Regions from separate parts of the Mus musculus genome. Here all the other regions are linked to region 3. A link is a loop called in an ENCODE intact Hi-C map of the cell type or tissue named here. Cell type or tissue: heart. All regions are shown on one strand.

What was found. Hi-C counts contacts between places; a loop is a spot of excess contacts. Peaks named below come from ENCODE experiments on the same cell type or tissue, not always from the same donor. Only the 100,000 strongest peaks of a DNase experiment are listed, where the experiment ranks them.
Region 1: a loop joins it to region 3, with 4 times the contacts of the local background. A loop is called at or near these places in 15 of 42 quality-filtered maps.
Region 2: it touches region 3 in a loop (3-fold over the local background); 4 of 42 quality-filtered maps call a loop at or near these places.

Annotation. Positions count from the first base shown.
Region 1 is chr11:100,422,257-100,430,256 of GRCm38, reverse strand. Fkbp10 (FK506 binding protein 10) reads right to left here. Exons shown (of 10, transcript NM_010221.2): 7 at 7,439-7,631; 8 at 7,030-7,172; 9 at 6,658-6,821; 10 at 5,417-6,369. The coding sequence ends at 6,184. It overlaps Nt5c3b (5'-nucleotidase, cytosolic IIIB), which reads left to right. Exons shown (of 9, transcript NM_001102650.2): 9 at 308-905. The coding sequence ends at 442. Among named protein-coding and RNA genes, the nearest start is that of Fkbp10, 11 kb to the right of the region's middle. In heart, a CTCF peak has its summit at 4,247; DNase peaks (open chromatin) are centred at 1,536, 4,246 and 6,206; H3K4me3 peaks cover 195 bases; H3K27ac peaks cover 2,596 bases.
Region 2 is chr11:100,482,128-100,490,127 of GRCm38, reverse strand. It overlaps Acly (ATP citrate lyase), which reads left to right. Exons shown (of 28, transcript NM_134037.3): 20 at 5,401-5,528; 21 at 6,326-6,419; 22 at 7,829-7,983. Among named protein-coding and RNA genes, the nearest start is that of Mir7116, 7.6 kb to the right of the region's middle. In heart, a CTCF peak has its summit at 3,813 (motif pointing left); no DNase peak of the experiment used is centred here.
Region 3 is chr11:100,690,896-100,698,895 of GRCm38, reverse strand. Zfp385c (zinc finger protein 385C) reads left to right here and starts at 6,430. Exons shown (of 9, transcript NM_001373887.1): 1 at 6,430-6,495. It overlaps Dhx58 (DEXH (Asp-Glu-X-His) box polypeptide 58), which reads left to right. Exons shown (of 13, transcript NM_030150.2): 9 at 338-487; 10 at 579-740; 11 at 1,730-1,920; 12 at 2,685-2,781; 13 at 3,554-4,012. The coding sequence ends at 3,739. It overlaps Gm38483 (a long non-coding RNA gene), which reads right to left. Exons shown (of 5, transcript XR_880214.3): 4 at 7,835-7,957; 5 at 1,367-1,870. In heart, no CTCF peak of the experiment used is centred here; a DNase peak (open chromatin) is centred at 3,755; H3K4me3 peaks cover 902 bases; H3K27me3 peaks cover 3,462 bases.

The DNA of each region.
Region 1 (8,000 bases), 270 kb after region 3:
CAGGAGGGATCAGAAGAGGTGTCCTTCTGGTAGACCCGGACAGCAGAGGCTGGAGCCCATTGCATGCCAGAGCCATAGGAAGCTGCCATGTGACACCGGAGCATTAGTTCTTGTCACTGTCTGTCAGACACTGGCCAAGTGTTCCTTGTGGCCGTTCAGGCCCCTCGTTTGCCAGGCTGGTCCCTGTAAGCTCCTCAGATTTTCACAAGAGAGCTGGGGAGTGGTGCTTGCCTGCTTCTATCCCAGGCCCAAAGTATGGAGTGCCAAGAGGGACATTTTAGGGATGGCACATCTGCTTCCCTGGCAGGTGGAGGAGCGGCGGGAGCGTTACATGGACTCCTACGACATTGTGTTGGAGAAGGACGAGACGCTGGACGTGGTTAATGGGTTGCTGCGGCACATCCTTTACCAGGGGGACTGCGTGGAGCTCCAGGGCTCTTAAGGCTCAGGCCGGGCCCTGCCTCAGCCATGAGGAGGAGACCTTGCCCACAAAGCCATCCCCTGTCAGCACAGAGAGAAGTTCAGAGCTGTTGGGCCCTCCCACACCCCCTGACTCCTTCCCCATGCCTCTGCCTCCCTCCTGCTCACAAGAGGCTCGAGGGAGGCCTGTGGGAAGGCGGCCAATGCACTTCCAAGTAAACCATGGACCACAGCCTTCTAACCGAAGTGTGAGCCTTCTACAGATCATCTGGTCCAAAAGTTCTCTCTAAGAACGTTTTCAGAGCTGGGAATACAGATGGCTCAATGGTAAAGCCACTGCCTAGCATATGGAGGGCCCTGGGTTCCTTCCCCCAGCACTGTATGGGGGTGGGGGTGGGGGCAGAGAAAAAGAAAAGCTGTATGTCCAAGAAATATAATGTAATGTGTGAATCAGATGAAAATTAAAATACAAGCTGGGCGGTGGATGCACGCGTCTTTAATCCCAGCACTTGGGAGGCAGAGGCAGGCGGATCTCTTGAGTTCAAAGCCTACAGGGCAAGTTCCAGGGCATCCCAGACTACACGGAAACCCTGTCTCAAAAAACAAAACAAACAAAACCTCAAAAAGACAGAGGAGCTTCAACTCATGGTGTAGGAGTGTAGGACTATGCATCAGGAACCATGACCCTCAGGGCACAGGAACATGGAGTGGAGACCCAGAGAGCTGGGCCAGACTCAGTAGCCCGACTCAGACAGCCCGGGGGAGGAGGGACTCGGGGAGTGAGGATGATTATAGGAAAACCAGAAAAGGATGCTGAGACAAGAGAGAGATTTGGGAGGACTGCCAAATACTGTCAATACTGCCGCAGCCTCAAGTGTTTTTTTGTTTTTTTATACCTCACAATACCGTGGGCAGCAGAGCCACAGGCTAACAGAAACAACTGCTGAAGTATACACAGGACATCTCTCCTTATCGAGAGGCCTCCCTGTTCCTTCCACCAAGGTCAATAGAACGTTCAGGTCCTAGCCTTGAGTCAGAAGTGTGCCTGCTATCCTTCCGTGTCTCAGCAGGCCAGGAAAGCTGCCAACAGACCCTGACCTGCTTTGACTCTGCCTGGCCTGGCAGGCAGACTCTCTCTCTCTCTCTCTTTTTTCCCCTCTCTTTCATAGAAGCAGGCAAACAGCTCCCCACACAGAACAAAGTTTGAGGACGGGGAAAGCATAGAAAACCCAGTGTGGGTGCAGTTTGAGCCTGCTTGCTGCCTGGATCCTGGAAGAGCTTCGTCGTATATCTGTAGAGCTGAAAGGGTAGGGATGAGAAAGTGTGGTCCTTACCTGGAACGGGTACAGCCTTGAAACTTGAAATTCTGTTGAGCTGAGGTGGCCTGTCTTAGACACCCCCACGTGCACAAAGGAGCCATTTGAGTACGCATTTTCCATGTCCTTGGATCTTTTTCTCCATTTTTTGATCCAGTGCCACCAACATAATGAAAGGGACTTTTTTGGTTTTTCAAGACAGGGTTTCTCTGTATAGCCCTGGCTGTCCTGGAACTCATTCTGTAGGCCAGGCTGGCCTTGAACTCAGAAATCCACCTGCCTCTGTCTCCCAAGTGCTGGGATTAAAGGCATGTGCCATAGCTGCCTGGCAGATTCTTTTTTTTTTTTTTTTTAATTCATGTATATGAGTGTTTTACCTGCATGTATGTATGTGTACCAGATGTGTGCCTGGTAATTGCAGAGGTCAGTTGAGTGTGCCAGCTCCCCTAAACCTGGAGTAGCCATGGTTGCTAGCCACCGTGTGGGTACTGGGAACTGAACCTGGATCCTCTGTAAGAGCAGCCAGTGCTCGTAACCACCGACCCACCTCTTCAGCCCTGTGAAAGGGATTTGAGGTTAGACACCCAAGACAGACTGCAGAGCCAAGCAGAAGTAATTGGTTTGCTAGCGTTTTGCAATTTCAACTGTTCTCAAAAGACTGATGAGCCGGGCAGTGATGGTGCACGCCTTTAATCCCAGCACTTGGGAGGCAGAGGCAGGCGGATTTCTGAGTTCGAGGCCAACCTGGTCTACAGAGTGAGTTCCAGGACAGCCAGGGCTACACAGAGAAACCCTGTCTCGAAAAACTAAAAAAGATGTGACGAACTAGGGGGGATTCTCCCTGTGGCTCCTGTCAAAGAACAAACAGAGGGCTGGTTCTCCTGGACCTTTTCTCTGGTCCCAATCAAGTTGTCCACGCACTGTCCTGTTCAAGAGGCTGGTTTTCGGAAGTGAGGTTTGCATGTAGATCGGAAGGGACCAGGAGTCCAGGGCTAATGAATACCTGCTGAATGCACATGCCATTCTGGGCACTTAGACACCTGCCGTCTCAGTGACCCTGTGAGCAGAATCCCTTTATGTAGGTAGCTCAGACAGGATGAGTAACTTGCCCAAAAGCTGTAGCTAATAAGAGCCAAGTTCTGGGTCAGTTCTCCATCTGCTGGTTTCTCAGCTTCACTCTCAACTGTCCTAGGGTTTTTTTTTTTTTTTGGGGGGGGGGAGGGAGTTGGAGGGGTGGGTGGGGAGGATCTATGTGGGCATGGGGAGCAGCTATGGCTGGTTCAGGATCACAACCTCAGGAGCTTTCTGGAGGCTTTGGTGACCAATCACTGGCCTTAGGCAGCAATCCTGTCTTAAGGTCCTGGGATGTGTTAGCTTTCTGTTACTGTAACAAAAATACAGCAACCAACTTAAAAGGTGGGGGGAGTTACTTGGCTTTATAGTTTGGGAAGTTTCAGGCTGTACTACTTGGCAACAATTGTTTCCGGCCTGTGGTGGCAGAGTAGTCATGGTGGGAAGTACTTCATGATGAAATAGCCTTTTGGCCTTAAGGTAGCCTGGTACAAGAGAGACTAGGGCCTTACAATCCACTTCCAAGAATACACCAACGGTCAGTTCCCTTTCTGTTGTAACAAAACAACCTCGGCAGCTTATAAATACAGTTGGTTGGGCTTGTGATTTTAGAAGGTTAGAGTCCTTGACGATGGCCAAAGGGGAAGCGGGAGAACCTGAGAGCCTACGCCTTGGTCCACAAACAGGAGGCAGAGAGGACACAGGAGTAAGGTAGGGCACAGAGGGTGTTTTGGAAGCCTCAAAGCCTGCCCCTGCGGCAGATGCCTACCATGAAGGCCACACCGAATCCTTCCCAAACAGCACTGCTAACTGGGGAACCAAGTATCCAAATATATGACCGAGCGGGACTATTCTCATTCAAACCACCACACCAACGAAACTTTCCACGAGCCCCGCACCTTCTAACAGCCTCCTGAGCTGGAGACCAAGCCTTCGGGGACATCCTGACACCAAACTGTAGCACTGGGCAAGAGGATGCTGCTTAGGAATAGTGAGGGTGGGATGTGGCCTTGTCGTTTTCTGGAAAGCCCCAGTCCGCCGAGAAAGCACGGGGCATCTCCATCACTGTGTGCAGAATGAGACAGGCAAGTGAGGGTGAACAGACTGGCTGGGGAGAGAGGCAGTTCTCTCTAGGACTGTAACATCTGAAGTCAGTTTCCTCCCCTCTGGCAAGAAGGAGAAAGGAAGGTGGGAGTGCTGCGGTCCTGAGAACGGATCTGTATAAACAAGTGTGATCTGGCCTGGGTGGACTGATTCTTGGGCTTTAGAGGTTGTCTGAGGTCATGGACACTGTTTTTTGCCTTCAGCTAAGACAATAAGGAACTGGGCTCCTCTGCAGGCCTCTCCTGCAGACCCTTATCTCTGGACAGTAACTCCCAAGGCCCCAGGCCTCTTCACACCCACAGGCATCTGATTAGGCCTGAAGGAGGGACGTGTGAAGATCGCCATCTGGCGTCTGGAGTTCATGAGGCCATGACAACTGCCTGACTCATCCCCCATTTCTGCACTTGCCCTCGGGGTAAAAGTGCTCTCCTGAGCTGGGGAGATTGCTCAGCCTTTCGGTAAAGTGCTTACCATGCAAGCCCCCACCCCCCACCCCCCAACCATGTGACAAGCAGGTACAGTATTGCACCTGTAATCCCAGCTCCGATTTGCAAACCAGTCAATCTAGCCTAATTTTTTTGACCGCCAAGTTCAGTGAGAGATCCTGTCTGAAAAAAATAAGGTTTATGTAGGGCCTCGTGAGATGGTTGAGCAGCCCGCATGGTGGTGCACTTGGGAGTCAGAAGCAGGCAGCTCTCTTGAGGACGGCCTGATCTACATTGCAAGCTCCTGGACAGGTTTACAAGGAGAGACCTGCCTCAAAAAAAGAGGGCAGGGGAGAGAGGACTCTGTAATTAAAAGCACTGACTGCTCTTCCAGAAGACCTAGCCTTGATTCTCAGTACCCACATGGCAGTTCACAGTTGTCTGTAATCCAGTCCTAGGAGATCCAATGCTGTCTTCCAGCCTCTCTAGGCATCAGGCATACATATGGTATACAAACAGACTATAGGTAAAACACAAACACATTAAAAAACCTAAGAGGAGCTGGTGAGATGGTTCAGCAGTTAAGAGCGCCGACTGCTCTTCCAAAGGTCCTGAGTTCAAATCCCAGCAACCACATGGTGGCTTACAACCATTTGTATCTGATGCCATCTTCTGGAGTGTCTGAAGACAGCTACAGTGTACTTACATATAATAAATAAATAAATATTTTTTAAAAAAGGAAAAAAAAACCTAAAAGATAAAGGTGAGAGAGCCCATACTGCTCTTCAGGAGGGCCACATTCAGTTCCCAGCACACACGTGGCAGATAACAATTGGCTCTAACTCCGGTCTCAGGGCATCTGATAGACCCTTTTGTGGATTCTGTGGGTGCCAGGCACACATGTAGTACAAAAGACATACATGCAGGCAAAACATCCACCTATCCATCTATGAACACATACAAACACACTAAAAAAATTAAAAAGTGGAGAGAGATTGCCAGGGACGTCGGAACTCAGCCACCAGTCCCACACACATACAGGCATACAATAAAAGCACCAAAAAGAAAACCAGACATCTGTCCACTTCTGGAGGTCTTCAGTTTAGCCTTTTATTGACACAAAGGAGAAAGGACTGGATCAGTTTAGCCTTTGAGTCCAAGACCCTGCCCACCTTCCTCCCCTCAGATTAGCACCAAGTGCAGGTTCTCGAAACCCTTGGGCCTGAGCAGGCTTTCCTCTTACACAACCTTTCATTTTAGAGGGAACTTCTTAAGATGAGAGACCTGACCCCGGTGGCTTGGGAGGAGAAGAGTGAGAATGGTGGGCAGCTGGAGCCACCCCTTCCTGAGGAGCAGAGCTGAGGCAGAAGAACGCAGGCTCTCGTCACTCAGATTCATGCCCCTGCAGAGCTGCCATGACAGAGGGGACGGGGACAGGCGGGGACAGGGAGATGGGACAGGACAGTACAAATAAAGGGCACGTCTGGGAAAGTGAAGGACCAAGAAGCTCACCCTTGCCGTGCCTAGTGACGTGAGATGGGAGGATGGGTGTGTGGGGTTCGCGATGGCCCTAACCAAATCTCAGTGCCTCCTCCCTGAACTGGATCTGTCACAAGAACCTTAAGGAAGAGGCTTAGGGTTGGACGAGAAAAACACAGATGTCTGTGCTGAGAACTGAAAGCCACGGCCCATGCGTGGGAAGACCACAGTAGTCTCCACTGATATCCAGTGACTCCCAGAGTTATTCCCCCTGACGGATCGGGGGGCTGTTAGCAGGCCAGCTCCATGCCCACTGCCCCCCAGCCGAGGGGCCTTTGTGTCTGAGGTCAGGCCTGACACTCTGGCCCTCAGAGCTCCTCATGGACCCGCTCCTGGTCCTCATCTGACTTCAGCTTGAGCTCCTCAGCTGTGATCTTGCCATCCTGGTTCCGGTCCTGGTTCTGAAACATGTCACTGATGGTTTTGTCTGGGTCTTGCCCAGGCATGAGGCGTCCTTTGCCTTCATTCACTTGAGCCTTGATGAAGGAAGAGAACTGGGGGAGGGGAGAGCAGAGGAGGGTGAGGTGGTGAGGCTCATGGTCAACAGCTGCGGATGGCCTTGGGAAGGGGCCCCAGGTGCTGGCCCACATTGTTCCCACCCCCCAGCCTGGTACCCAGAGGATTTGGGTCTGAGATGGAGGGTGGTAGGAGGAGGACAGGCTGCATGCACAGTGTGCAGGAGGGAATGCATGGAGCTCAGCAGAGGGGAGCAAAGTAGGCAGCCAGAGGGCAGTGAGCATGCTGGCTTCTGGGTTGGGGTTGTGACTGAGTTCCTGACCCACCTCTTCTGGGGGCACCTCTCCATCTTTATTGAGATCCATGTCTTCAAAAAGGCTAGTGGAAGGATCCTGGTACCACACAAACAGGTAGCCTGTGGGCAGGCCATCCTCTCGGGATACCAGCTCCACCTCAAATAGCAGCACAGCACTGCCAGGGACACCCCGGGCTGGAGAGATGGAGGGCAAAGAGAACAGAATTCCAGTGAGGTTTGAAGCTGAGCCCTAACGCAGGCCTCCGTTTTCTCTTATGGAAGGGGCACGGGGTGTTTAACCATCCTAAAAGTTTCCCTGGTCCCACCCACCAGTGGCCAAGGCCTGAGATGGATAGGGGCAAACCATGGGAATAGACTTAGAATCTGGGTCTCTGTCTCTCACCTCCATTCTCCCCGTGGGCCAGGTGTGGGGGCACAATGAGCTGCCTCCTCTCTCCTACACACATGCCCTGCAGGCCCCTGTCCAGACCTTCGATCACTTTGTTGGCTCCGAGGGTGATCTCTTGAGGGGCCTCATAGTCGTGGCTGTGGGGAGAGTGGATTTCCAGGTCAGCAGCAGGGGTGACTGAAGGCTCGTCTCTTTCAGTATCTCTATCATTCTAGAATGGCAGTTCTCACTTCCTCCAGCTTTACACCCTCATTTCTCTGCATTTCACACCCATAGCTCCCCGAGGCTCAGTGAGACAGGAAGTAAGAGACTGTGAGACCCAGAGAGAGGAGAAGAAGCCTGGCAAGCTCACCCACACCTAAACCCACCATCAGCCCAGCCCTGGCCCTGCCCAAGAACCCACGACGAGAAGAGCCTGGTGCCGTCCAGCAGAGAACAGTTGTAGTGGTAGCGAATGAAGTCCCCGATTTTGGATGTCTCATTGCAGTTCTCAGGAGGCCGGGACAGCGTCTTGATTTCCACAGGGTCCGAAGGGTTGTGGAAGTCGATGACGTGCACATCGAAGATGAGCACAGCCGAGCCAGGGATCTTGTCTCCTGAGGCCAGATGGGGCACAGTTAGCTGAGGGCTCTGGGTGGGGGCTTCTCACTATCTCCGTGGGGCCCAGGCTGGATACCTCCTCCCAATCTCAAGAAACCATGCGAGGTCAGATGGCATGTTCCAGAATGAGTGCTTCCCACTACCTACATCTTGCTGTTGAAGGAAAGGGACAAGGAACAGGAAAACCCTTTTCCACCCAACAACTTGCAGGCTCCCAGTAACACCCTGCCATGAGTGATGTGCAGTGCATTAGTGAAGAGCCGGAGGCTCCCAAAATCTGTAATACAAGACCTCTTTGCTCAGTGGGGCTAGACTCTGTGTCCTTAACTATTCTGTCCCCAAACTCAGGCTTGCTGTCCTTGTTC
Region 2 (8,000 bases), 210 kb after region 3:
CAGCATCCAGGCAGGCACAGTGCAGGAGGAGCTGGGAGTTCTACATCTTCATCTGAAGGGTGCTAGCAGAATACTGGCCTCTTAGGCAGCTAGGATGAGGGTCTTAAAGCCCACACCCACTGTGACCCACCTATCATACCTTCTAATAGTGCCTAGTGAGTACAAACCATCACATTCCATTTCCTAGCCCGAATAGGCTTGTTCAAACATAGGAGTCTATTGGGGCCATACCTAAACATAGCATAATGCAAGTCCAACTTTCAAAGCCCCAATAGTTTATTAGTTTATAGCTCTCTCTCTCTCTCTCTCTTTCTCTTTTCTGAGACAGGATTTCTCTGTGTAGCTCTGGCTGTCCTAGAACTCACTCTCAAACTCAGAAATCTGCCTGCCTCTACCTCCCAAGTGCTGGGATTAAAGGTGTGTGCCACTACTCCCTGGCTATAGCAGTCTCAACAGTGTTAAAAGTTCAAAGTCTTTTCTGAGATTTATCCAGTCACTTAACTGTAATTCCCAAAGCAAGACAGGAAACCAGCTGGGCAAACTCAATACTCTGCATCTCTAGTTCTGATGTCAAAGTGGTCTTCAGATCTCCTACTCCTTTTTTATCTTTGTTGACTGCAACAAACTTCTTTGTCCTGGTCTGGTTTCACTCCCTGTTAGCAGCTTTCCTCTGCAGGTATTCCACTGCTCTGGCATCTCGAACACCTTGAAGTTACCAAGGCAACTTCAGTGTTACAGCTTCTTGTTCCAGTGTCTGGGATACACATGATCTTCTGGGCTTCTCCAACGGGCTGTTGTCACTTCTCTAGCTCTGCCCTTTTTAGCACTGTAAGCTCAAGTAGAGTAACTCTACTGCTGATGCTGTTCTTAGTGATCATCCCATGGTACTGGCGTCTCCAATACACTGTTGTCTTCTGCTGCAACTAGGCTTCACCAATAACCTCTCATAGTCTCCCTTCCTGGTGTCAGGCCTCAACTTCTTTGTATGACCCTTTTAGACCTGGGCTATCAACTGCAACTGAGGCTGCACCTTCACCAGTAGCCTTCTCTGGCCTCTCACAGTGCCAAGCCTCAGCTGCTTCATGACCCCTTTGTGCCTTCAAAACCCGTACCACCTGGGTGACTCACGTTATCAAGTGCAAGCTGCATGAGGTACACACAACCTTGGCTGTCTCTGGAACACAGCTTCTTTGTGCTCTCAGAAAACACTTCCCCGCCAGGCGTGGTGGCGCACGCCTTTAATCCCAGCACTTGGGAGGCAGAGGCAGGTGGATTTCTGAGTCCGAGGTCAGCCTGGTCTACAAAGTGAGTTCCAGGACAGCCAGGGCTATCTATACAGAAAAACCCTGTCTCGAAAAAACAAAAAACAAAACAAAAAAAAAGAAAACACTTCCCAGAAGATTTTACCTCAGTGATGCTGGTCTCTTTTTAATCACCACTAATTTCTTAGCTCCAGCTAACCAGTATCAATTGTCCCAGTAGTCCCTTCTATTCTGGACTCTAAAGCTAGAGCCACATGATCAAAGCTGTTTGCTGGGGCTGGAACATGGCTCCCTTGATCTACTACATTATCACTAGCTTTCTGTTTTCTAGCTCCATCACTGTGTAAGCTTGGCTGTCCTGGAACTTGCTCCTTAGAATGACTTTGAACTCAGATATCTGCATGCCTGTCTCCTAAACACTGAGATTAAAGGTGTGGTCCACCAAGCCTGGATTTAAGTTTTTCTTCACCTAGATCTTGCTCTGTTCTAGCTGGCTTTGAACTCAGAGATCTGCTTGTCTTTGCCTCTTGGGATTAAAGGCTTGTACTACCACATCTGGACCTAAATTTAGCTGGGTGGGGTCTTCCCCAAGGTCCCTTAATTCAATTTAATATCCTGGAACACAGGATTCGGCTCCGTTTCACCTCCTGGTGCCCCTATAATACTGGAACCATATATTTTATATTTTTCCTTTCTCAGCTTGCTGTGCTTGTTTAAAATGTTCTTCATGAGACTTAACCAGAGAACAAAGTCTATGATGGACTTTCCTGAGATATCCTTTGTCAGTGCAATTAATCTGAGTCTTTTCACCTTAGCCTCAGGCAGACTCTTCAGACAAGGGCAAAAGATAGCCACAAATTTTTTTCACCAAAATACCACAAAAACAGTCTTTATGCCATGTACTGAAATTCTTCACTGAAACCTCTTGGACCAGGGCCACACAATTCAAACCACTCTCAGTAACAAAGTTTCCACATTCCTACTAGGATAGCCCATTAAGCTCCATTTAAAGCATTACACGGCTTTTCCAAATCCAAAGTCCCAAAATCCACCTTCTTCCAAACAAAAGCATGGTCAGGCCTATCACAGCAATACCCCTGATACCAACTTTTGTCTTCGTTAGGATTTTACTGCTGTGAGCAGACACCATGACCAAGGCAAGTCTTATAAAGGGCAACATTTAATTGGGGCTGACTTACAGATTCAGAAGTTCAGTCCATTATCATCAAGGTAGGAACATGGTGGCAGGCATGGTGCAGGAGGAACTGAGAGTTCTACATCTTCACTTTAAGGCTGCTAGAGGAAGACTGACTTCCAGGCAGCTAGGATAAGGGTCTTAAAGCCCACACCCACAGTGTCATACCTACTCCAACAAGGGCACACCTTCTAATAGTGCCACTCCCTGGGCCTAGTATATACAAACCATCACACTGGGGCAGTCTCTCAGCTAGCTAACTTAACCTGGCATCTGCCATTCTGTGTCCCTGTGTGGGTCTCACTGCCTGCTTACACCTCCATTCTGTCTCGAGTGTGTATGTGTCTGTCTGTCTGTCTGTCTCTGTCTCTATTTCTCTGTCTTTGTCTCTCTGTCTGTGTGTCTGTGTGCGTGTCCTGTCTGTGTCCAACCAGAATCCTGCCCCACACTTCTTGCTCCAGCTCTGGGCCATCAGCTCTTTATTTTACAAAATGCCACGTTTTAGTCTGAGCTCATCAGCAGCAAGACAACAACTGATCCATCTCCTTGTCGCTTCGGGCACTGAGAGCTGCCTGACTCTTTTAGGCAGGTGATAGAAAGACAATACCAAAGTCTTGCTAGCACTTAGCTCTGTCTCTGCCCAGCAGTCAACATTTGGAAATACAGGGACACACCTTCATCCGATGAATGGGAAGGTCGCCCCAACACTCCTCCACTCTTTCTGTGCCTGCTTTTCCTTCTGTCTTCCTACCCAACCATGCCAAGGATTCCTCTAAGGGGTCAGCACCTCCATTTTTGGATCTTGCTGACACTACCCATTATTCATGGGGAGCACAGGACATTGAAATGTGTTACATTTTTGAGGTAATTTTTTTTTTTTAAGACTTGAGTTTATTTATTTGTTTATTTTTACTTTTGTTGTTGTTTTCAAGTCAGTTTCTCTGTGTAGCTCTGACTATCCAGGTACTCTATAGACCAGGCTGGCCCTAATTCATAGATCCACCTGCCTCCGAGTGCTGGGACTGAAGGTGTGCATCACCAACCCAGCTTAAAAGTAATTCAGATTGTTGTATGACGCTCAAGGATTATCAGCTAGTATAGTAGCTGTCTGGGTAGCAGTTGATCTTGAATCCTTGAGCAGGTCACTCTCTTAATTTCAGAGAGAGAAGAGTGAGAAAGCCCCTAATGGCACACTGAAGGCAGCTACTGAGGGAATAGTTGAGAGATGGAAACTGGGTCTGCAGAGATAACACTGGCTGTTCTTCCAGATGGCCCAGGTTCAATTCCCAATACCTCCCTACAGGACAGCATACTTAGTCCTCCGTAGCTCATTTCAGGGGACATGCTGCCCTCTTCTGGCCACTATATACACATTGTGCATATGTATACATAAAGGTTCAAATAGTCAGATACATTTAAAAAGTGGAGAATTCAAGATAGGCCTTATAAAGTGGCACTTTTGCAAGTGTGGGTCTCAGAACACAGGCCCTCAAGGCAATCACCCAGCCCACCAGAGAAACAGGGCTGCTTTAAGTCAGGAAAATGCTATTATTGAGAAATCCCAGAGTTTAAAGTTTTGTTTGGTCAGGTATGATGACCTACACATGTTGCTGAGGCAGGAGAATTGCTTGGGGCCAGGAATTCAGAGGTCAGCCTGAGCAGCTTAGCAGAAGGGATCCACTATGAAATATCTGCTGAGCTTCGCAGAGCGAGTTTCTGAGCGCAGAAAAATAATTATTAACTTTTCTACAAAGCATGTTACGGATTCTCCTTTGTTCATTTAAATCTGCAATACCGCGGGCTGGGACCAAAATCGTCCAGGTTCAACTGCTTCCACATACTACCTTGTGGTTGGTGGGCAGTCACTCAGTCCTTGAGGAAACATGAGTAGGCAGCAGACAAAGCATCCTGTGAGTGGAGCTCTTAGCGCTTGGTGGTGGGAAGCACTGGTTACTCAGATGAGATGCTAGTACGATTGCTTGCTGGGTCCCATCCTAAGTCAGAGGTCAATTCATTTATTTTCCCAACTGCTTGACTCCCACCTAACTCTTTAAATTTTTTTTTTACTATATTTAGAGTGGGAGTGTGCATACTTGTGATACATTGAGGGTCAGAGGACAATATGTAGGAGTCTGTCCTTTCCACAGTTGTCTTGCTTGGTGGCAGGCACTTTTTGCCACTGAGCCATCTCACCACCCCTGGTAAAGTATTTGATGGGTTTTTTCTCTTCCTCCATGTTCCTGTTTCATTGGGTATACACCTTATTCCAGCCCATGGTCAGAATGAAGAAGCAGTTGCTAGTTGTTGCTATAGAGATGTAAGCCTAGTGATGACGCTGACATTTTGTTTGGTTTTTGGTTTTTCAAGACAGGGTTTCTCTGTGTAGCCCTGGCTGTCTTGGAACTCACTCTGTAGACCAGACTGGCCTCGAATTCAGAGATCCACCTGCCTCTGCCTCCCAAGTGCTGGGATTAAAGGCGTGTGCCACCACCGCCCAGCTAAACGATGACTTTTTGAACAGCTTGAGATTTTTGCTTTCATATGAACTCTCTTGAGCTTCTAGGCATAACTAACTCTACCCTTTGCTTGTTGCTGAGAGCTAACCTTCCTTCCATCCCTCTTACACTGGCCACAGGGATAGCAAACGTGGCTCATGAGAAGAGCGTGATCTTGAAGTTGGATTGACAGCTCTGAATCTCACCTTACTGTACACTATGTATGTCATCTTGGAGAAGTTAACTTCTCCCACCTCAGGTGCCACATCTGTGATAGGGGAGTTGCCTCTCCTACCTATTTAGTTAGCATACAAAGGCTTAGATGAAGGAACACATGTGAAGCCTTGGGCACAGGCCAGCCTGTGGTCAGTACTAATGTTTCCCAGGGTTTCTTCTCTTTCCTGGAGAACTGACCAGCCTAGTAAAGTTGCTGTTCTTTGCTTTCCAGGTCCAGTTTGGCCATGCTGGAGCTTGTGCCAACCAGGCTTCTGAAACTGCAGTAGCCAAGAACCAGGCCTTGAAGGAAGCAGGAGTGTTTGTGCCCCGAAGCTTCGATGAGCTTGGAGAAATCATTCAGTAAGGAGTGGGCAGGATGTGGTCCCCCCATCTTTCCTGATCCCTCCTGAGGACAGCAGCCCCCATAACACGGTGGTGGTGGTGGGGGGACTCTGGATACTCCTAGCTGTTCATTTGCTCTAATGCACTACAGGGAAAACCATCTTTTTCCTGGCTTCTGTTTTATTTTAGTTGTAAAAGTATCAGGTCAAGGCCAATGAGGCTGGTGTTAAACCTTGTTTGGTTTCTGAGGCCACAGGCTTGGTTGGTGTTGGTGGCCGTTAAAGAGACATGGGCTTGGGTGTGTTTAGAAAGTGTCAGGCACTTTTGGCGCACGCCTTTAATCCTAGCACTTGGGAAGCAAAGACAGGAGGATCTGTGTGAGTTCCAGGCCAGCCTGGTCTACAGAGTGAGTTCCAGGATAGCCAGGAGCACACAGAGAAACCCTGTCTCAAGAAACAAACAAACAAACAAACAAGCAAACAGTGTCATCTGGAGTATCGTGTATCACTTCTGGCTGATAGAGTTATTGGACATTTATTTTTTTCTATTTCTACCTCCTGAATCTGCCTTGGCTGTTCTCGTCTCTTCCCGTGGTTCTCACATCCAGCTTCCCATGAGGCCTCATCCAGTGAAGGGGAGCTAAAGGGGTCGGGGTCAGGACATCCTGGGCCATAGTTTGTTTTCATTTAGTTCTTGGGATCCAGTTGGTAGGAGTAGGGCACTGTCGGCCCAAGATGCCTACAGTGTTTGGGATAAAGCCTAGAAAAAAATGTCTATAGAAACCATAGTGTCTCCTGTCTCTCCTTCCCTCCCAGGTCTGTGTATGAAGATCTGGTGGCCAAAGGAGCCATTGTACCTGCCCAGGAAGTGCCACCTCCAACAGTGCCCATGGACTACTCTTGGGCCAGAGTAAGTGTCATGGGTATCTGGAGGGTGAAGGTGGATTTGGGGGTTTCATTAGTTTGTCTTGAAAACATACTTTCTACAGTCCTAAAACTTGCTATGTATAAAATGCAGAGATTGTCTGCCTCTGCTGCTGGAGTGCTTCTGTTCCCATGCCTAGCTCTTAGTTGGTATTCTTACAGGTAGCCCTGGCTGTCCTAGAACTTACTAGACTGGGCTGGCCTCAAACTCAGAGATCCTCCCAAGGGCCAGGATTAAGGGTGTGTGCCATCACACCTGGCTAGATTGGTGAATCTTAAGGTGGTTTGACCTCCTGGATATGAGGCCCCTTCCAACTACTTAGAAACCTCTCTGATTAACTCTGGGTCCCATCCACTGTATACTAGAACTGTCCCTGGTTTTATTTTTAGGTCAGGTGACAGAATGGGCAACACAGCCCACATCTGATGTTGGAAGGAGCCAGCTTTTAGGGGCTGACAGTCAGCACTAGGGAAGTAGAGGCAGGAAGATCAGAAGTTCATGGTCATATTACTTATTCTTTCTCTTCCTCTTCCTCCTCCTCCTCTTCCTTTTCTTCTTCCTTCTTCCTTTCTCCCTCTTCCTTCTCCTTCTTCTTCCTTCTCTCCTCTGTCCTTTCTTCTTCCTTCTTCCTTTTTTTGGGTTTTCCAAAACAGGGATTCTCTGTGTAGCCCTAGCTGTCCTGGAACTCACTCTGTAGATCAGGCTGACCTTGAACTCACAGAGATCCACCTGCCTTGGCCTTCTGAGTGCTGGAATTAAAGACAAGTGCCACACTGTCCGGCTTAGAAAGCTGCTTCTAAGGAATGCTTACCTAGAACTTACAAAGGAATATATTTAAAATTTTTGTTTAGTTAGTGTTTATCACAGGAGATTATCAGAAGATAATTATGAGGTGCCATCAAGCAGTTAAAAGGAATTAACTAAATTGTACATGGACAGACATTAATAGAGTCAGATCCACTAAGTAAAAGGCACACTATGGCAGGCTTGCTAAATAGTCTTGGTGGTCCTCAAACTTGGTGTGTCTACTGCCCTGGGCCTCCACCTCTTTTTTTTTTTTTTCTTTTTCTTTTCTTTTTCCTTTTCCTTTTCCTTTTTTTCTCTTTTGTTGTTGTTGTTGTTGTTGTTGTTGTTTGGTCTGATTTCTCTATGTAACCCTGGCTGTCCTCGGACTCAGTGATCGCCTGCCCCTGTCTCTCAGTGTTAGGATAAAAGGTGTGCACCTCTATGCCTTGCTAGCCTCTACTTCTTGAAAAGAGTTTGTCTGGGTACTTACTGCTTGGCCATCAGAGCGGCCAAGGCATTCCTGAGAGCACACACAGCTTTCTGTCTTGGGGAAAAAAAAAAAAGCCCTCTGCTGGCCACCATAACCTTCTGTCCTCATGTCTGCTTAGGAGCTGGGTTTGATCCGAAAACCTGCCTCATTCATGACCAGCATCTGTGATGAGCGAGGGCAGGAGCTCATTTATGCGGGCATGCCCATCACCGAGGTCTTCAAGGAGGAGATGGGCATCGGTGGTGTCCTCGGCCTCCTCTGGTTCCAGAGAAGGTGAGACACATGGGCAG
Region 3 (8,000 bases):
TTTAGAGGTCACTAGGGAAGGGGTCTGGTAGGATGCTTGCCTCACAAGCACAGAGCCATAAGCCAGGTGTGGTAGTGTGTTGTAATCCCAGCACTCAGATGACAGATGGAGGCAATAGACCCAGAGGGTCAAGGTGGTTCTTGTCTACAACAGCAAGTTCAAGGCCAGCTTAGGATATTTGAAGAATCTGTCTTTTATAAGGGAGGGAGGGAGAAAAAAGTGTCCTAGGGATTACGGGTCACTAGGAAAGGCCAGCATAATCTTGGGGATAACCTTGGGACAGACTGGGACTCTGGGTTCCCGTAAACCTTTTCTTTCTCCCTGAACCCTCCAACAGAAAGACCAGCAGGAAGTGATCCAGGAGTTCAGGGATGGTATCCTGAGCCTTCTAGTGGCCACAAGTGTGGCAGAGGAGGGGCTGGATATCGCTCAGTGCAATGTGGTGGTGCGCTATGGGCTCCTGACCAATGAGATCTCCATGGTCCAGGTACACTTAAGCCCTGCTACCCACTGCAGCCCTGGAAGGATCCCATATGGATCCCAGCCCACATCTCCCTCACCTTTGTCATTTTTCCCAGGCCCGGGGTCGTGCTCGAGCTGGTCAGAGTGTGTACTCCTTCCTGGCTACAGAGGGCAGTCGGGAGATGAAGCGGGAGCTAACCAATGAGGCTCTGGAGGTGCTGATGGAGAAGGCTGTGGCTGCTGTACAGAAGATGGACCCTGATGAGTTCAAGGCCAAGGTCAGCGGCAGCCTGCAGCAGCCTCTGAGAGCCTGAGGCTCTGACTGCATCCACACACTCCTGGGTCCCCTCCAGGATCACTTAGGGAACTTTTATACCAGGCAGAGAAAGATCAAGGCCATGGTAACTGTTGCCAGAGAAGGCGATGCCTGTCCTCTGCATGACCTTAGAAAATAGGCCTTGTCCCAGGTGTGCCCTTATCCTTGGTTGGAGGCCAGCCTGAATTATGTGAGGGTGCTGGGGGAAAGGGCTGGGGGACGGGAAACAGATACTTTATATATTTGTGAGAGCCTTTCTGGAAATAGAAGGAAACAAAAACACAGGTGGTAGGTAAGATCCGGACAGATAATGTCCTAATCTCAGAAGCAGCATCCAAGCCATTTTCTTTAGTGCTGTTGTTTTAGCATAATGCCATCCCATGATAGATTTAAACAAACAAACAGACAAACAGCCGGGCAGTGGTAGCGCACGCTTTTAATCCCAGCGCTTGGGAGGCAGAGGCAGGTGGATTTCTGAGTTCAAGGCCAGCCTGGGCTACAAAGTGAGTTCCAGGACAGCCAGGGCTACACAGAGAAATCCTGTCTCGAAAAACAAACAAACAAAAAAGATAAAAACAAACAAGCAAAAAAAGCTATGCATGACATTTTTTAAAGGATGAATACAACACAACATTAACAGGAACGGGGAGATGACTCAGTCAGTCAAGGGTAACACAAGCACAAGGACCTGAATTCCCAGTCCAGTAAAAGTCTGGGTACAGCAATGTGTTAACTCTGGGAAGACAGACAGGAGGATTTCTGGGCTTGCTGGCCAGCCAGCTTATCTGAGTCAGGGAGCTTCAGGTTCAGTGAGAGACCCTGTCTCAAACAAGAAGTCCCTTCTGGGTCCGGGTACAAATGATCTGGGGTCTTTGGGAACTCTGAGAACTTTCCTGAGGTTGGGTCTCTTGGTGTCCATGTCCAAGTCCTGTCCCCCGCCCTCTTCTCCAGATCCGGGACTTGCAGCAAGCATCTCTAGTTAAGCGGGCAGCACGCGCGGCCCATCGGGAGATCCAGCAGGGGCAGTTCCTACCGGAGCACGTGCAACTTCTCTGCATCAACTGTATGGTGGCCGTGGGCTACGGGAGTGACCTGCGGAAAGTGGAGGGCACCCACCACGTCAATGTGAACCCCAACTTCTCGTGAGAGCCATGGGAGGGCTTGCAGGATGCAGAAGGGCTTTTTACCGGGTGTGGCAAGCTAAAAAGTGTTTTAGCAAGCAGGTTTTATCCCCAACAAAGAGAACTAGAATTTAGGATACAAAGAATTTAGCCATGACCTGAGTCCTTGACCCTACCCACTCTCAGGATATCAAGAAAAGTTTAACTGTCGGGTGAGGTAGCCTGTCTATGTCACTCAGTAGGCTAGGGAGAATTTTTTTTTTTTTTTTTTTTTTTTTTTTTGGTTTTTGGAGACAGGGTTTCTCTGTATAGCCCTGGCTATCCTGGAACTCACTCTGTAGACCAGGCTGGCCTCAAACTCAGAAATCCGCCTGCCTCTGCCTCCCAAGTGCTGGGATTAAAGGCGTGCGCCGCCACCACCACCCAGCTGCAGTATCTTTTTCAATATTTGGAACATAAGTTATATGTCACCTAGGTAGGAGAAGGAGGGTGATGGGGTTTAAACACGGGAAATGAGTCTAGGCAGAAGTGAGAGAGCATAATTACCCTGAGAGGAATGATGGCAGGGATGGGGCTCGGGATCCAAGGATGTTCTCTGGATGCAGGAATAGGGTGTGGACAGGGCAGGCCAATCCTCCTGGGGACTAGAGTTCCTGATTCTGGGAAATTCTCTATCTTGACAGGCAGAAAGGTCAGATGTCTTGGGAGGGACTCAGCCAGTTACAGGACATGGAATCTGGGGTTCAGGGGCTCCAGAAGGGCTCTGTCTACTCCATTCTTTCTAGGGTCTACTATACCACCTCCCAGAACCCTGTGGTCATTAACAAGGTCTTTAAGGACTGGAGACCTGGAGGAACCATCAGGTGCAGTAACTGTGGGGAGGTAAGTAAAAGGCTATAGCCCAAGGCAAAGAGCCCTCAGCCCTGGACTCCAGAGGCCCTTGGTTTGGGAAAGGAGGCCTAGCTGCACCTTCCAGTCGTCACCCCAGGTGGGAACCACGCCTGCTCTGGGAGACCCTCTGTCCTTCTGTCTGAGAGACCCGCCGTCTGTCCTGTAGTCCCCTGTAGCTTGACCTTTTACTATTTTGCATGTTCCTTTTTCTTCCACCCTTCTTCACTTCTTTATTCACCCTTTCAAGCCCCTAACCCTAGGTAGGAGAGAAAAAAAGGATAGAGGGGGAAGGGGGCGATATTATCGGTAGACAACTTCCTGATGATTTGGGGCATCGAGTTCCTTGGGGCCAGTATGATCTTCACTGTCAGGATATCTAATTTCTTCTTTTCATCTCTTTGTACCCAATGCAACCAACATCATCCAACCACCAACTAGCCTCTTCTATCTTTGCTCTAGCATTTATACACCCTCTGAAGGGTCCCCAGACTTCCAGACGTCAAAACCACACCCTTGCTAGAGCACCAAGCAAATCACTGTCATTTGCTGTGGACAATCCAAGGCCGCCCCATATTACACACCTGGGATTAAAATTAAAACACTCTCATGAATCTGTGTTTTTAAAGAAACCAAAAATTTCATTATAGTCCTGTCTTAGGGAGCCTCCTGCATGATGGCCTCTGGTGGTAGATATGGGGCTGGTCATCACAGAAGTCCAGTTTAAGGATAGAAAGCCACGTGCTTCCATCTGTTCCACCATCAGGTCTGGGGCTTCCAGATGATCTACAAATCAGTGACCTTGCCAGTGCTCAAAATCGGAAGCATACTACTGGAAACACCTCGAGGGAAGATCCAGGCCAAAAAGTGGTCCCGGGTGCCTTTCTCCATACCAGTCTTCGATATCCTGCAGGACTGCACACAAAGCCTGTCTGAGCTCTCCCTGGACTGACCCCCTTGTGACTGCAGTACCTAGGTCAAACTGCAGGGGGCAGGAGAGTCCAGCAAGCCATCCTCCTTCCCCTGGCTAGCACTCTGGTCAGGGTACCCCTTTATTCTGCTGCAGAGATCTTAAACACATTGGATGGAGTTGGAAGATGAACGCAGGAGAATTATTATGCCATGATGTTCTAAGAACTACAACATCCCTCCCTTGCCCAAGCACCTTGTAGGTTTTGTTTTTGTTTTTGAGGCTCTTCATAAATTAAAGGTGTAGTAGAGAATATGTAACGGTTTTTATTTTGAAGTGTAATTGATGGAAAATAAGCTTCATTAGTGTGCCATGCCTCCTCCTAGTCAAGAGATGAACGCACCCTCGCAGATGTCTTTGTTTCCACTGTAAGGCCTATCTTCTACCCCTCTTTGCACACTTACCTGCTTGAGTAAATTTTAATGTTAAAATATTACCCTTTGGACTAGCTGAGTTGTCAGAGCTCAGCCTACAGTGTACAAAGCCCAGGGTTTGATGTCCAGAACTGCATAAAGCCAGCATGGCGAGTGCCTACCTGGATTCTAAACACTGGAGGGGTAGAGACAGGAGGATGCTCTGATGAGATCGTTCACTGGGTAAAGTATTGCCTACAGGCCTGACTGACTGAGTTCAATCCCCCAGGACCAACTTGGGGGAAGGTGAGGGCCACCAACTTGTTTCTCTGACCTCCTCCCATGCATCCTAGTGCAGTCATAAATACTCCAGCACACACACACACACACACACACACACACACAAACACACACACACACTCCGGCACACACATGCACACACAATGAATAATAACTGTAGCTAAGATAAGTTTAAAGCCATCCTTGGCTACATTGTATGTTTGAGGTCCGCCTGGGGTTGTCTCAAAAAAAAAAAAAAAAAAAAGAAAGAAAGAAAAAAGAAAAGAAAGGAAGGAAGGAAGAAAAAAGAAAGAAAAAAGAAATGAAAGGAAAAATGTCTTCTGTGTCTGCCAAGTTCTCATGTAGATCACCAGCAGGATAAATCTGAGGTGCCCAAGACAGGGTTCACAGGCCGAGAACACACCCATCACAGAAGCGGCTCTGGGTTTCATTCCTAGATCTAAAAAGCTTCAATTTGAGGCTCTTTAAGAATGTAAAGTCCTTGTCTCCTTGCCACCCTGTGACAGGTTCTAACTCTTCAACCCCCCCCCTTGTCCCCCCTTCTCACTTGAGAAAAAGCATCCGAGAGCCAGTATTGGAGGGCTGGAGTCAGGTAGGCATGGAGCAGGGAGAATCAGAGAGGCCTAATTTTTTTTTGTTCTGATTTTAATAGAGGCAAGATCTAGGTTGATTCTTCAGGGAAAGGGCTATTTCTGTAGTAAGAGGCCCAGCAGGCACAAGCCACCTTTGGGGGGGGGGAGGGATGGAAGGGTTAGGGCAGATTCCACAGAAGGATGACAGTTCTTCCTGTTATCCAACCTGTATCTCTTCTGCTTCATTCTTGCCCTGCCTCAAAGTGCATAGAAAAGAATTGATTCTCTCTTCTCCCAGTCTTTTCTGGCTAAAGCTAAAAATTCACAGCCACTCTTTTGGGCAGCCATCTTAACTAGGGTAACTCTTTCTCAGAGTGTCCTTGGTCCCTTCAGGAGTCATCCCCCCCCAACCACCAGCCAGGAACGTGCCTTTTACAGGTCAATAAAATTAGCGACTGATGGAGGAGGGGGCGGGGGCAGAGTGCTAAGCTCAGTGGCCTTGAATGTGGCTGGACTCACGGAGTCTGGACGCCTGTCATTCCAGTGCTAAACAGTGACAGCTGAGGGACCTGCCAGGGGGGTTTGGGGTTTGGAGGAGGGCCCTGTGTTGCCAGGAGAGAGGAAAAAGATGGATGCCTAATGTCTCTCTAATCACTGGGTCTTTATATTGCTGACCTTTAGGCAGGAGTTAGGGAGGGGGTGGGGTAAGGGTGTCTCCACCCATCTTCAATTTTGTGAGACCCTCAGACTGAGGGGAGGGAGACTCAGGCAAATCTGTTCTTGTTGCTGCTTTGGGCTGGGGGGTGGGGGGTCTTCTGGCGGAGCCAGGCTTGTGAACATCTGGACCAGGCTGTCAGATAGAATTGTATAAGGTCAGGAGGACTCAGGTTTTCTAACCCTCCGAGAGTCAAGTGTAGGTTCGTTGCCAGTGCTCCTGGCACTTAGGAAGCTGAAGAAAAACTGGTGCTAGTTGAATTCAAATGTGGCCTGAGTGCAGCCTTCCTAGCCTTGGGAAAAACAAATGAGGAGGAAGAGGCAGTGGGGGAGGAGAAACATGACAATGATGATGACAAAAGGAAGGAAGGAAGGGAGAAAGAAAGAAAAAGAAGGGAGGAAAGAGAGAGCCCACACATACGTGAGCAAGCATGATTGGTGGTACATGCATGTATGTAATCCTAGCATTTAGAGGGTGGAGGCTAGAGGACCAAGAGCTCAAGGTAGTCCTGGGCTACATAAGACCCTATTTCAAATGAGACGGGGAGAGAAGGGAAAGGAAGAGATAAAAGAAAAGAAACCGGAACTCCCAGTGGCCCTGTTTCTCTGCTCTATACTCAACAACCTCAAAATGCTTACCGACTCCTCACCTTCAGGACTGGGGTGGGACTGGAGACCCCGCCCCTCCCAGCTCGTCCCCGCCCCCAGCCCGCCAGCCCCGGCCCGCGAGCCCAGAGCTTTTGCGCTGCAAACCAGGCGAGAGCAGGTGGCCACCGCCGGCTGCATCTCTTTCCTGCAGGTAAGACACTCTGAGGATCTCGAGGTCAGCTCGGAAAGACAAGGCAGAGCCTTCTGTCTCCTGCCCGTCTCAAACCTAGGGGACACCCAGAGACAACTAGGCTCGGTAGGCGGGTGCGATAAAACTCTAAGGAAGTTGGAGGGAGCCGCTGGCTCTACGGGATAATGCCAGAGTCCAAGGGCTGCGGAAAGCAGCAACGGGCAGCAGACACTACAATGTTCCGAAGGGCAGCAGGTGAACTTCGTCACCCCAAGTACCCTTTGTGTGTCCCAGGGCAATATATTCGCAGTTCGGAGTAATGGAGTGAACCGAAGGGTTTCTGTTCTGGGAGCAAGTGAGTGACAGCTGTTGCCTATCAGCGTGGGACTTGGGTTTTCTGGTGTCCCTGGGTCATCTGCATCATTTGCACTTGGCTATAGATGGCGAGAGGAGGTGGGGAATGAGGAAATGCCAGAATCCAGAGGGCCCAGGATCAGCAGGTCCATCCTGCCTAGTGTCTTAGAGTCAGACCCTGAGAATGAAGGCAGGCCTGGGATGACTGTGCCCTCTTATGTGGGATTTGGGCTTTAGGATGAGACTCTGCCTCCCAGAACTCCAGGGAGGGTTTTCTGGGAGACCTGATCTGAGATAACTCAGCTGTGATGCCAAGATTCCTGAGTCAGAAAAGAGAGGCAATTTGGGACCTTGTGAGCCACTTAAGTAAAGACCCCCGGGGTGTGGAACAGAGGGAGGGAGGGTGCTACCTAGTCCCAGTCAAGACTCCAGGAACCTTCCAGAGATCATCCCCAACCTTTGGACAGACTGAAGAGACGATTAGGGCAGGGGATTTTTTTCATGTTTTTCATGACTGTCTAGATCCAGCATTCCACGATCTCCTCCCACACACACCATCATTGTCAGGAAATTCTTCCTCGTGTATTATGTTCAAGTGTGTGTGTGTGTGTGTGTGTGTGTGTGTGTGTGTGTGTTATGTTCAAGTGTGTGTGTGTGTGTGTGTGTGAGAGAGAGAGAGAGAGAGAGAGAGAGAGAGAGAGATCTACATGCCATGGCATGTGGGTGGAGGTTGGAGGACAACTTGCTAGAGACAACTCTCGAGGTCCACCATGTATATGGATACTGGGGAATTGAACTCAGATCCTCAGGCCTGGCAGCAAGCGTCTTTATCGAAGCCATCTCATTGGCCCTTGCTCATTTCCTACCATCCTTTCTGCTTCTGGGATAGCTTCTTGCTGGGAGGCAGTGAGCTGTAGGGCAAGAGACCTTGGGGTGGGTTAGCACTGAGTCCTCGACCTCTGTCCTTGCTTCCTTACTTGAAAATGGGGTTAAGGTTAGGACCCACCTCATAGGGTAGCTGCAGGGATTTAATGAGAATTCGCAGAAGAGCATCTAGCCCGGTCTCTGGCGCCTGGTGATGGCTCAACAGGTCTAAGTGTCCCCTCCTGGGTAGGACAGCAAAGCCGATCTGCAGGGGGTGGAGGTGGGGTGGAAAATTTTTAAAGCTTGTC